2 separate regions of the Homo sapiens genome follow, and region 2 is linked to region 1. A link is an interaction called in ENCODE POLR2A ChIA-PET data of the cell type or tissue named here. Cell type or tissue: A673. All regions are shown on one strand.

Region 1 (5,000 bases):
GTCTCTCCTGGTGCCTCTCAAGCTACTAATGTGGCCAGTAGGATAGTAGTTATTTTTCTTGGCCTGAACCATTCCAATAGGGGATCTGAATATCCCATTATCAGGCTAGTGTGCTATCCAAAACCCCTAATGAAGCATGGACAGAAAAATATCATCATATATCTTTCATGTGATTCAAAAGTTCCTAATCAGAGGACCAACCAGAGGAACTGTCTCTCTCAGAGATATATTGCAGGGAATAGAAGAAAATATTAGAAAATATTGAATTCCAAATGACAACAAACTTTGAGAGAACATTGCCTTTATTCATCATTCAAAAAGCATGTATTGAGTGTCCACCCTATGCTAACAGTGAACAAGACAGGCAAAGTCTCTGTTCTCATGGGGTTTACCTTCTAGGGTGGGAAGAAAGATAACAGAGAAGCAAATAATAAATGATGAATATGGAGTGCTGTGGTGTGGACTAATAGGCTAATGAGGCAGAGCGACTGAGGGAGGCACACTGGGGATAGTGAGAGTGCTTGTGGGGAATTGTGAGCTTAGACTTGGCATCTGAGAATGGACCAGCCCTGCAAACTAGGGGGTCTCAGGCAGGGGGAACAAGTACCAGGACAGAACAGAGGCCAGCCTTGCTTCAGCACAAAACAGGGAGACAGACGTGGGTGAGGGGGAAGAGGTGGGCAGGAACTAGGTCATCCAGGGTCTTATTCATTCTGAGAGCAGTCAGGCACAGTGGTTCATACCAGTAATCCCAGCACTTTGGGAGGCTGAAGTGGGAAGATTGCTTGAGGCCAGGAGTTCAAAACCAGCCTGGGCAACATAGCAAGACCCCATCTCTACAAAAAAATTTTAAAAAATTAGGGGGGAATGGTGGAGCACACCTGTAGTCCTAGCTACTCGAGGCTGAGGCAGGAGGATCCCTTAAGCCCAGGAGGTTGAGGCTGCAGTGAGCTATGATCACATGACTGCACTCCAGCCTGCGTGACAGAGGAGACCCTGTCTCAAAAAACAAACAAGCAAACAATCAAACAACAAAAAACCTCAACAAAACCCAAAAGCCATTCTAAGGGCAATTGGGGATTACTGAAGAGCTTTAAACAGGAGAGGAACATATATGGTTTGTGTGTGTGTGTGTGTGTGTGTGTGTGTGTGTGTGTGTGTATGTGTGTGCTGTTGCTTTTTAGTTTTAGTTTTATTTGTAATTTTAGTTTACTAGGAATTATAAAAAAAAGAGATATAATTGATATACATAAAGCTTCCTTTTTCAAAGAGCACAATTGAGTCTTTTTTTTTTTTTTTTGAGATGAAGTCTCTATCTGTCACTCAGGCTGGAATGCAGTGGTGTGATGTCGGCTCACTGCAACCTCCACCTCCTGGGTTCAAGAAATTCTCCTGCCTCAGCCTCCCGAGTAGCTAGGACTACAGGTATGTGCCACCATGCCCGGCTAATTTTTTGTATTTTTAGTAGAGATGGGGTTTTACCTTGTTGGCCAGGCTGGTTTTTCACTCCTGACCTCAAGTGATCTGCCTGCCTCAGCCTCCCAAAGTGCTGGGATTATAGGTGTGAGCCACTGTGCCCGGCCTTCATTCCTTTTGAAAGATTAATAATATTCCACTGTATAGATTTACCACATTTTATTTATTCTTTACCAGCTGTTGGACATTTGGTTTTTTTCTACTTTTGGGCTATTATGAATAATGTTGCTATGAACATTCATGGCTACATCTTTGAAAGGATATATGCTTTTCTGAATAAATGCTCCCTGGATTTTGTGCAAGCCTTTGGTTAATTTTCAGAGTTCTGAAAACGTTGATTCTGCCAGTTTTGGGCAGTATTTCCATTGCTTGTATGGAGCAGACAATTCTCAGAAGTCTTTACTCTGATAGTTTGCTGATGTCATGCTGAATCCCTTCATTTTTATTATTTATTTATTTATTTTTGAGATGGAGTCTTGCTCTGTCACCCAGGCTGGAGTGCAGTGGCATGATCTCGGCTCACTGCAACCTCCGCCTCCCAAGTTCAAGCGATTCTCCTGCCTCAGCCTCCCCAGTAGCTGGGACTACAGGCATGTGCCACCACACCCAGCTACTTTTTGTATTTTTAGTAGAGATGAGGTTTTACCATGTTGGCCAGGCTGCTCTCGAACTCCTTACAGCCTCTCAAAGTGCTGGGATTACAGACGTGAGCCACTGTGCACAGCCCTAAGTCCTATTCTTGATGCAAAAAAGCCAGATGCAGAATTCTGGTTCAACAGACGTAAATGAGAGAAGTGCTCAGCTGGCTGAGTTGATAGAAATGGGTAGGAGGGGCCGGACGCGGTGGCTAATGCCTGAAATCCCAGCACTTTGGGAGGCTGAGGTGGGCAGATCACGAGGTCAGGAGATCGAGGCCATCCTGGCTAACACAGTGAAACCCCGTCTCTACTAAAAAATACAAAAAAAATTAGCCAGGCGTGGTGGCAGGCACCTGTAGTCCCAGCTACTTGGGAGGCTGAGGCAGGAGAATGGCGTGAACCCGGAAGGTGGAGCTTGCAGTGAGCTGAGATTGCGCCACTGCACTCCAGCCTGGGCAACAGAGTGAGACTCCGTCTCAAAAAAAAAAAAAGAAATGGGTAGGAGGTATGAAGAGCCGCCCTTGGGATTAAGACAAACTCAGAGGGCATTCAGAGTGAAATAATGTCTAGAAGTAGATACTCTGGGCTGCATCAGACACTCATGAGGTTTTGTGTCCTGGAGTATGTTTAGGGTGGTGAAACTATCTTGTGTTAGAGCAAGGGGAGGGCTGGGGCTGTTCAGCTGAAGAATGAGAGACAGGAGACATGAGCACTGTCTGCAGATCTCTAAAGGGCTGCCCTGGGGCAGAGAGAGCAGGTCTGTGAGGCCCCCCAGAGCAGAGGTATGTCCAGTAGTCAAAGATACAGAGAAAGAGACCTCAGCTCAAGCATTGAAAAGATCTCAGTAACAGGCTGAGCATCCAAGAATGCAAACTTGGGCATATGTCTGTAGGTAGTGAGTCCCCAGAAAGGGCCAGGTTGGAAGAATTCCAGGAAGTGTTTTGCACAATACCTGCAATGATGTTCTCTCAAAGTTGTGTTGGAGCTGATGGGGTTATCATGTCTTCAGATCTGCCCTTTCTTCATTCCAGAGCTCTGCCACCCACCTAGCTGGGAAACCAGAAACCTGGGCACTCTCCTAGACTCTTTCTCCTCTCCCACTCATGGCAATCAATCAATCAATCAACCAAACACCAGGTCCCATCCAGGACAACCGTAGGATATCTCTGGCATCTGGCCCCTTTTCTCCATCTATTGCTGCCATCTTCACTCAGATCTTCATAATTTCTTGTCCTGGCCTCTGTTATAGCTTCAGGTCTGTCTGTTAGCAATCTAACTGCAAGCTGATCATGTTAAGCCCCTTGATGAAATATTTGCCCTTTCTCCATAGTTTCAGGATAAAGCATGGACACCTTAACATGATATTCAACCCACCTCTCCAGGCTCACTGTTTTCCAGGTACTTTAGCCTCCAGCCGCATGTCACTGGCACCTGCCTTTGTTTTTGCTGAGAGTTCCCACATATACAACTCATGCATCCCAGCTTCCCCTATTATCTACATCTTAACCAATGTGTTATGTTTGTCAGAATCAGGAACCGATGTTGGTACATTATTATTAAGTTCATAGTTTACCTTAAAATTCACTGTTTGTATTATACATTCTATAGATTTTTGTTTTGAGACAGGGTCTTACTTTGTCACTCACACTAGAGTGCAGTGGCATGATCATAGCTCACTGCAGTCCTGAACCCTTGGCTCAAGCGATCCTCCTGCCTCAGTCTCCTGAGTAGCTAAGACTACAGGTGTGCACCACCAAGCTTTGCCAATTAAAATTTTTTTTTTTTTTTTTTTTGGAGACAGGGTCTTGCTATGTTGCTGAGGCTGGTCTTGAATTCCTGGCTTCAAGCAATCCTCCCACCTTGTGCTCCTAAACTGCTGGGATTCCAGGTCTAAGCCACTGTGCCTAGCTCTATAGGGTCTGACAAATATATGATGACATGTATCCATCATTACTGTATCATACAGAAGAGTTTCACTGCCCTAAAAATCCTGTGCTTCATTTATTTCTCCCTTGCCCCAACCTCTCCATGAGTCCCTAGCAATGACTTTTCCTGGCTTTTTATATGTTAAAAACCTACCCTGGCCAGACGTGGTGGCTGACACCTGTAATCCCAGCGCTTTGGGAGGCTGAAGTGGGTAGATCATCTGAGGTCAGGAGTTCGAGACCAGTCTGGCCAACATGGCCAAACCCTGTCTCTACTAAAAATACAAAAATTAGCCAGGCGTAGTGGCAGGCACCTGTAATCCCAGCTACTCAGGAGGCTGAGACATGAGAATCGCTTGAACCCAGAGGGCGGAGGTTGTAGTGAGCCAAGATCGTGCCACTGCACTCTAGCCTGGGTGACAGAGCAAGACTCGGTCTCAAAAACAAAAGACAAAAAGCCTACCCACTTACCTCCTTAGGAAACCTTCATATATTTTTCTGTGCTGGGTTCTCTCTCTCTTTCTGTCTCTGTGTGTCTCTCCCTGTCTCCCTCCTTCTTCCCCTACACACCAACCCTGCTGGATAGATTTTACCTCATGGGTGAATAAACAGAGGCTCATTTATTTAAATAACTTGCCCAAGACCATAGAACCAGTGAGTGTGGGGACTGAGATTTGAACCCAGCCCTGTCTGTCTCCAAACCCACCCAGAGCCCTTTTCTTTTTTTCTTTTCTTTTTTTTTTTTTTTTTTTTTTTTTGAGACACAGTCTCACTCTGCTGAGGCTGGAGTGCAGTGGCGAGATCTTGGCTCACTGCAAGCTCCGCTTCCCGGGTTCACGCCATTCTCCTGCCTCAGCCTCCTGAGTAGCTGGGACTACAGGTGCCTGCCACTGCACCTGGCTAATTTTTTTTCTTTGTATTTTTAGTAGAGACGGGGTTTCACCATGTTAGACAGGATGGT
Region 2 (5,000 bases), 86 kb before region 1:
AGTGCCTCCCAAACTGGTTTTAGACAGCTTAATTCGAGGCATTTTTCTGCTTCTGATAGGCACAGCCTGTTGGTCCCCCACCCCCTTCCCAAGGAAGGATCAGGAATGCCCGTGAGGCTTTCTCACGGTAACGTAAGGCTCTGTACAGTAAGAATAACTTCCAGTGTGCTCACAGGAAAAGTATGTAAAAGCAAAACAGCAGCGCCTGTGAGCCAAAGGCCTTTCCTGTGCAATGTGGTACCTTTCAAAGCCAGGCCTCTGTGCCCCAGCCAAGGCCCGGGAGTCACCAAGTGCACCCTCTCTCTCGTGTGTGCTTCCTGTGCTAGAAGCCAAGGTTAAAGGGGAGAAAGAGCTCAGGCCTGGAGGAGCACGAGATCGGGCCAGCACAGTGCCTTTTAATGATCAGCTGCAGAGGCGCGGGAACCCGCACTAAGTGAAGGATCATTTCTCCCCGAACGGGACCCATTAGGATGACTCATGCACATTTCCCACAGGGGAGCTAAAAGGCTGGGCCAGGCCCCTTTAAGGCACAAGCAGCACTAAACAGCTGCTCTCCCCAAGAGTCACTCTCTCTTTATTGAGGATAGGCAGCATCAGCCACAATTACCAGCCCCATGTTTGAGGGCTCCCAATTACATTCCGCTTAACACCAGGTGCTCCATAAATGCTGATTCACTTTTTAAAATAATGCTGTATCCTCCAGCAACCAAGCCTTGATGAACTCTTTCTCCTGTGCCGTCATCTAGGCTGGGAAACCCTGAACCTCACAGGCCTGTTTCTCACATGTACTCGGCGCTTTCTAATGTACAGGAAACTTAGGGTGGCTAGGGCTTTGCGATGTCAAGCAGGTCTGTGATGGTGTTTATCGCTGTTCAGTCCGATCACCTCGTGCCTCCACGTGCCAGGCAATGGGCTCTGTGCTGGGGATACAGAGGAGAGGAAAGGCAGGCCTCCTCCCCCTGCTCTTGCATTGCTTCCAGGTCCCCAGGGGAGATGGGCATTATTCAGTTCACCTCCCCAAGGCAGGCTGGCATGTGCCAGGCAGGGTGAGTAAATGCCTGGGTGAAGGGCCCTTCCCACCCTGCCCTGAATTGCAGCTATGTGTAGGCCTGTCTGCTTCCGCTCCACCAGGAAGGCAGGTTCTGGAGCTCTGTTTCCTTTTTATTACAATATAGCACCTGGTGCACAGCAGGGTCCCAGCAAGGTGTGCTGGGCTGAAACCAGGGGCAGGGCAGGGCAGGGCCTCCAGGGTGGTGGATTCCGGGCCCTGAGCTCCAATGCTTCCAAATTTCTCACCAGCTATGGAGCTCTACTTTCTCTAAGCCTGAGCCCTCCCACTTTCACTGGGAAAACATCTTCCTTCTGCGGTGCAGGAGAAGCTGAGTCAATGAACCAAGGGATACATAGTGCCTGTCACATTATGCTGGCATAGGCAAGGGCACAAGGGCACTAGAGAACACAGAAAAGATGCTGCTCTTATCCTCTAGAGGCCACAGGCCATGCCTTTTAGTCTGGGGAACCCAGACACAGACCTTGAAGCAGGCACTAAAATGCAAGTGGTTGATCTGGGAGGAGACACTTACCGGGGACAGGGAAAATGGGCCTGAGAAGGGTATCAGGAAAGCTGGGTTACAAAGCCAGCTACCCATGGTGGGCAACTAGATGGAGCATGATCTGACAGAGGAAACTCTGGGAAACCATGCACAACCCACCCCTCAGAATTACCTTACCAAGAGTGAGGGAGCTGGGGGTCAGGCACCAACTCCTGGGAGCTCCTGGTGTAGGCAGAGCGGCTGTTCCCATTCCTATGTTCTAGAAAAGCCCTCGGGCACAGAGATGTGGATGAGCCAGTTGGAGAAGGCCAGACTGGGGAGGCAGAAGGGACAGGGTGGGTCTTGACAGCATCTGCTGCCCAGGGCAGGGGGTGCCTCCTGGAGAGGGATGGAGCTGAGCCAAGAGGTCTCTTCTGGTGCGTTTACCCAGCTGAAGCAATGGTACTGTGCGGGGCTCCCATCTGCTTGGCTCCTACCCCGGATCTCACACCCCATCTCCCACCTAGGGTTTGAAGCAGATAATGGCTTTGCAAATGCATTGGAGACTGCGCAGAATCACAGGAGTCCCCAGAAGCCACCCTCCCTAGTGCAGGCTGCCTCCCCTCCCAAAGCCCAAGTATCATTTTCTCCTGGTCTAGGGCCCTGTCCCAGAGACTAAGCAGGCACCTCCCCGAGGAAGCACATGGACAAAACCAAATGGGGACCCTATGGGCCTCTTTAGATCCTGCAACATCAATCAGCCTGGCAGCTTCAAGGAGGGCCCAGAGCTGTTGTGCCAATAATGGACGGGCTCATGCACCCTGTGATACCTATGAAGGCCTCAGGGGCAAGTCCATGTGGGCCAGGCCATAGTCCCTCACGACTGGCTAGTGGTAAATCAGAACACCACGGTGTGCCCATTTCATCACCCTGCAGCTGGGGTGCTGGAAACCCAGGCTTGCTCACAACCCCACACACAGAGAAGCAAGCCACCCTCAGTGATACCCTTCCTGACTGCCTCTAAAACCAATCTCCTCCTTTGTGCAAACAAATATGGCTCAGGCCACACCAGAATTGCGAAGAGGAACTCCAGCCAGAAGGCCTGTGGCACCTCTAACCCGGCAAGGCCAGCTCCAGCGCAGGCTGAGTTAGCTGAGGAGACATACTAACAGCCAGTGAAAGAAGTTAAGGAGTCTATTTATTCATTAAAACAAAATCCTTTCTGGCATCTCAGCAATTGACAAAATCAGGTCTCAAAACAGTACTTATAAAAGGATTCCATTTTTCTAAAATATAACATCAAAGAAATGTGTTTATATCCATAGAAAAAGGACCAGAAAGAAATGAAATACAGCACACAGATGCATGCTCTCTGCCTCCCTGGTCACCTGCCATTCCACGGGGTGGTAGGGTGAGGGTGAGGGGGCACCTTGCCTGCTGCTCCTCTGTGATCAAGCCCTCCAGGGCCAGGGCATGGACAAGTGGATACAGGACCACCGAGCTTCCCAGGCCCAGGGAACCCTCCTTGCTCCTGGAGCTTTCCCTTCATGGCCCTGGACCCCTTACTGCATCCTAGCCAGAAGCCTATTTGTAAACATGTAAATGATTCTAGTCCACCACAGCCTTTGCCTTGAAATCTCCACCAGGCCCAAAGCTTTCAACACCAAGTGGTCCAATCAACTCTGCCCAGCCCCAGCCTGGCATAAAGGGGTGTGAGTAAATGCTGGGGGAGTCAATGAGCAAATTAATCTACAGAGGGTCTATGGGGCCATTTCTCTCCAGGGCAAAGCCAGAAGTCCTACCAATAAGGGACAATTCATACAACAGTATAGACAAGCAAGGTTTTACTCAAGTGCTTGCCCATTTTCTGGCTGCATGACTTTGGGCAACTTACATGACATACTTGATCTCTCTGTGCTTCCATTTCCTCATTTATAAAATGAGAATAATACCAAGACCTACCCTCATGGGGTTGCTATGAGATTTTTTTTTTTAATTTGTTTATTTTTTAGATGGAATCTCGCTCTGTTGCCCAGGGTGAAGTGCAATGGCGTGATCTAGGCTCACTGCAACCTCCATCCCCTGGTTCAAGCAATTCTCTCACCTCTGCCTCCCGAGTAGCTGGGATTACAGGCACACGCCACCACGTCCAGCTAATCTTTGTATTTTTAGTACAGACAGGGTTTCACCATGTTGGCCAGGCTGCTCTCGAACTCCTGACCTCAAGTGATACGCCTGCCTCAGCCTCCAAAAGTGCTGGGATTACAGGTGTGAGCCACCACACCCGGCCTGCTATGAGATTTAAATGAGTTAGTATTTGTCAAATGCTTAGACCAATATGCATGGTAAGCACTGCTGAAGTATTTGATAAATAAGTAAATGTGTACACATTTGCACAGCATCTGCCCCTGCACCTAGATGTACACGTGCATGCGTGTACACAAGCAAGTATGCCCACACTCCCATATGCTTCAGCACAACAGCATGCATTGCAACTGGTTTTCTCCACATCACTGCGAGATGGATGTGGGTGTACTCTCACAGCCAGTGGGGAAAGGGAGAAGGGCTGCAGTCTGCCCTAAACCACAAAGTCCAGTGAGGGCATGACCAGCAGCTGTGGCCAATGGAACCAGCTATCTGGCTGGACCCAGCTATCACACCAGCTGCTGCTCCCAGTCAGAGAGCAACTGCCCACCCAACCAAGCCCACACAGGTCTGGCCTGGGGCAGGGGACCCCAGATCCATTAGTCCTGGACCATGTACAACTTCCCCCCTCAGAGATGTTGAGCCCCCAGAGCGCACACTCTGTAGACGACACAGCAAAATGAGCCCAGATAAACACCACCTGCCCACCTCTTTCCTCCAGGTATATAAGAGGCCTCACTGCTGCGATTCCTCCCACTTGCTGCTTTCTCTAACCTCAAGCTTCCTCACAAAGGGCTGCAGAGAGCAGAGGAAATGCTCTAAGTCAGGCATAACGGGGATTTTAAGAGGCCGGGCCCAATGCACTTTATTTCTGGGGTTAAGAACATTAGGTTCTTATTTTTAAATGCCAGTATATCAGGGACTGATGTTTATAGTTTCCAGGGCTAGCTTCACAGGTGAGTGGCCTGTGCAGTCGCAAAAGGCCCCTGCACTTGGTTTAACAGCCTGCCATCACCATTTGGAAATTCTTAATAATTTTTAAATGAGGGGCCTCACATTCTTATTTTTTGTGGGATGGGCCCTGCAAATTATGTAGCTGATCGTGATGACCCCTCCCCAAACACCAACATCCAGAAGTTTCCATGGGGAGCTTGAGGCCCAGACTGTAATCCCCTCCTCTTGCCAGCAGGGCACCATTAGCTAAGTCATTCTATCAGCTCCTCAATTTCCCCATCTGTAGAATGGGTAGAGTGGGTTGTTAGGGCCAGAATCCTGGATTTCATGGACTACTATACAAAAAAATTATACAAAAAAAAAAGGGGG

What was found. Peaks named below come from ENCODE experiments on the same cell type or tissue, not always from the same donor. Only the 100,000 strongest peaks of a DNase experiment are listed, where the experiment ranks them.
Region 2: POLR2A ChIA-PET joins it to region 1 with 6 read pairs; 3 of 35 experiments call an interaction of 5 or more read pairs at or near these places.

What each region holds. Positions count from the first base shown.
Region 1 is chr9:38,112,269-38,117,268 of GRCh38, forward strand. No RefSeq gene overlaps it. Among named protein-coding and RNA genes, the nearest start is that of SHB, 46 kb to the left of the region's middle. In A673, no CTCF peak of the experiment used is centred here; no DNase peak of the experiment used is centred here.
Region 2 is chr9:38,025,969-38,030,968 of GRCh38, forward strand. The region is part of intron 1 of SHB (SH2 domain containing adaptor protein B); the gene reads right to left. Among named protein-coding and RNA genes, the nearest start is that of SHB, 41 kb to the right of the region's middle. RefSeq lists enhancers at 80-588, 589-1,098, 1,099-1,607, 1,608-2,116, 4,174-4,673 and a silencer at 2,828-2,997. In A673, no CTCF peak of the experiment used is centred here; a DNase peak (open chromatin) is centred at 483; H3K27ac peaks cover 2,576 bases.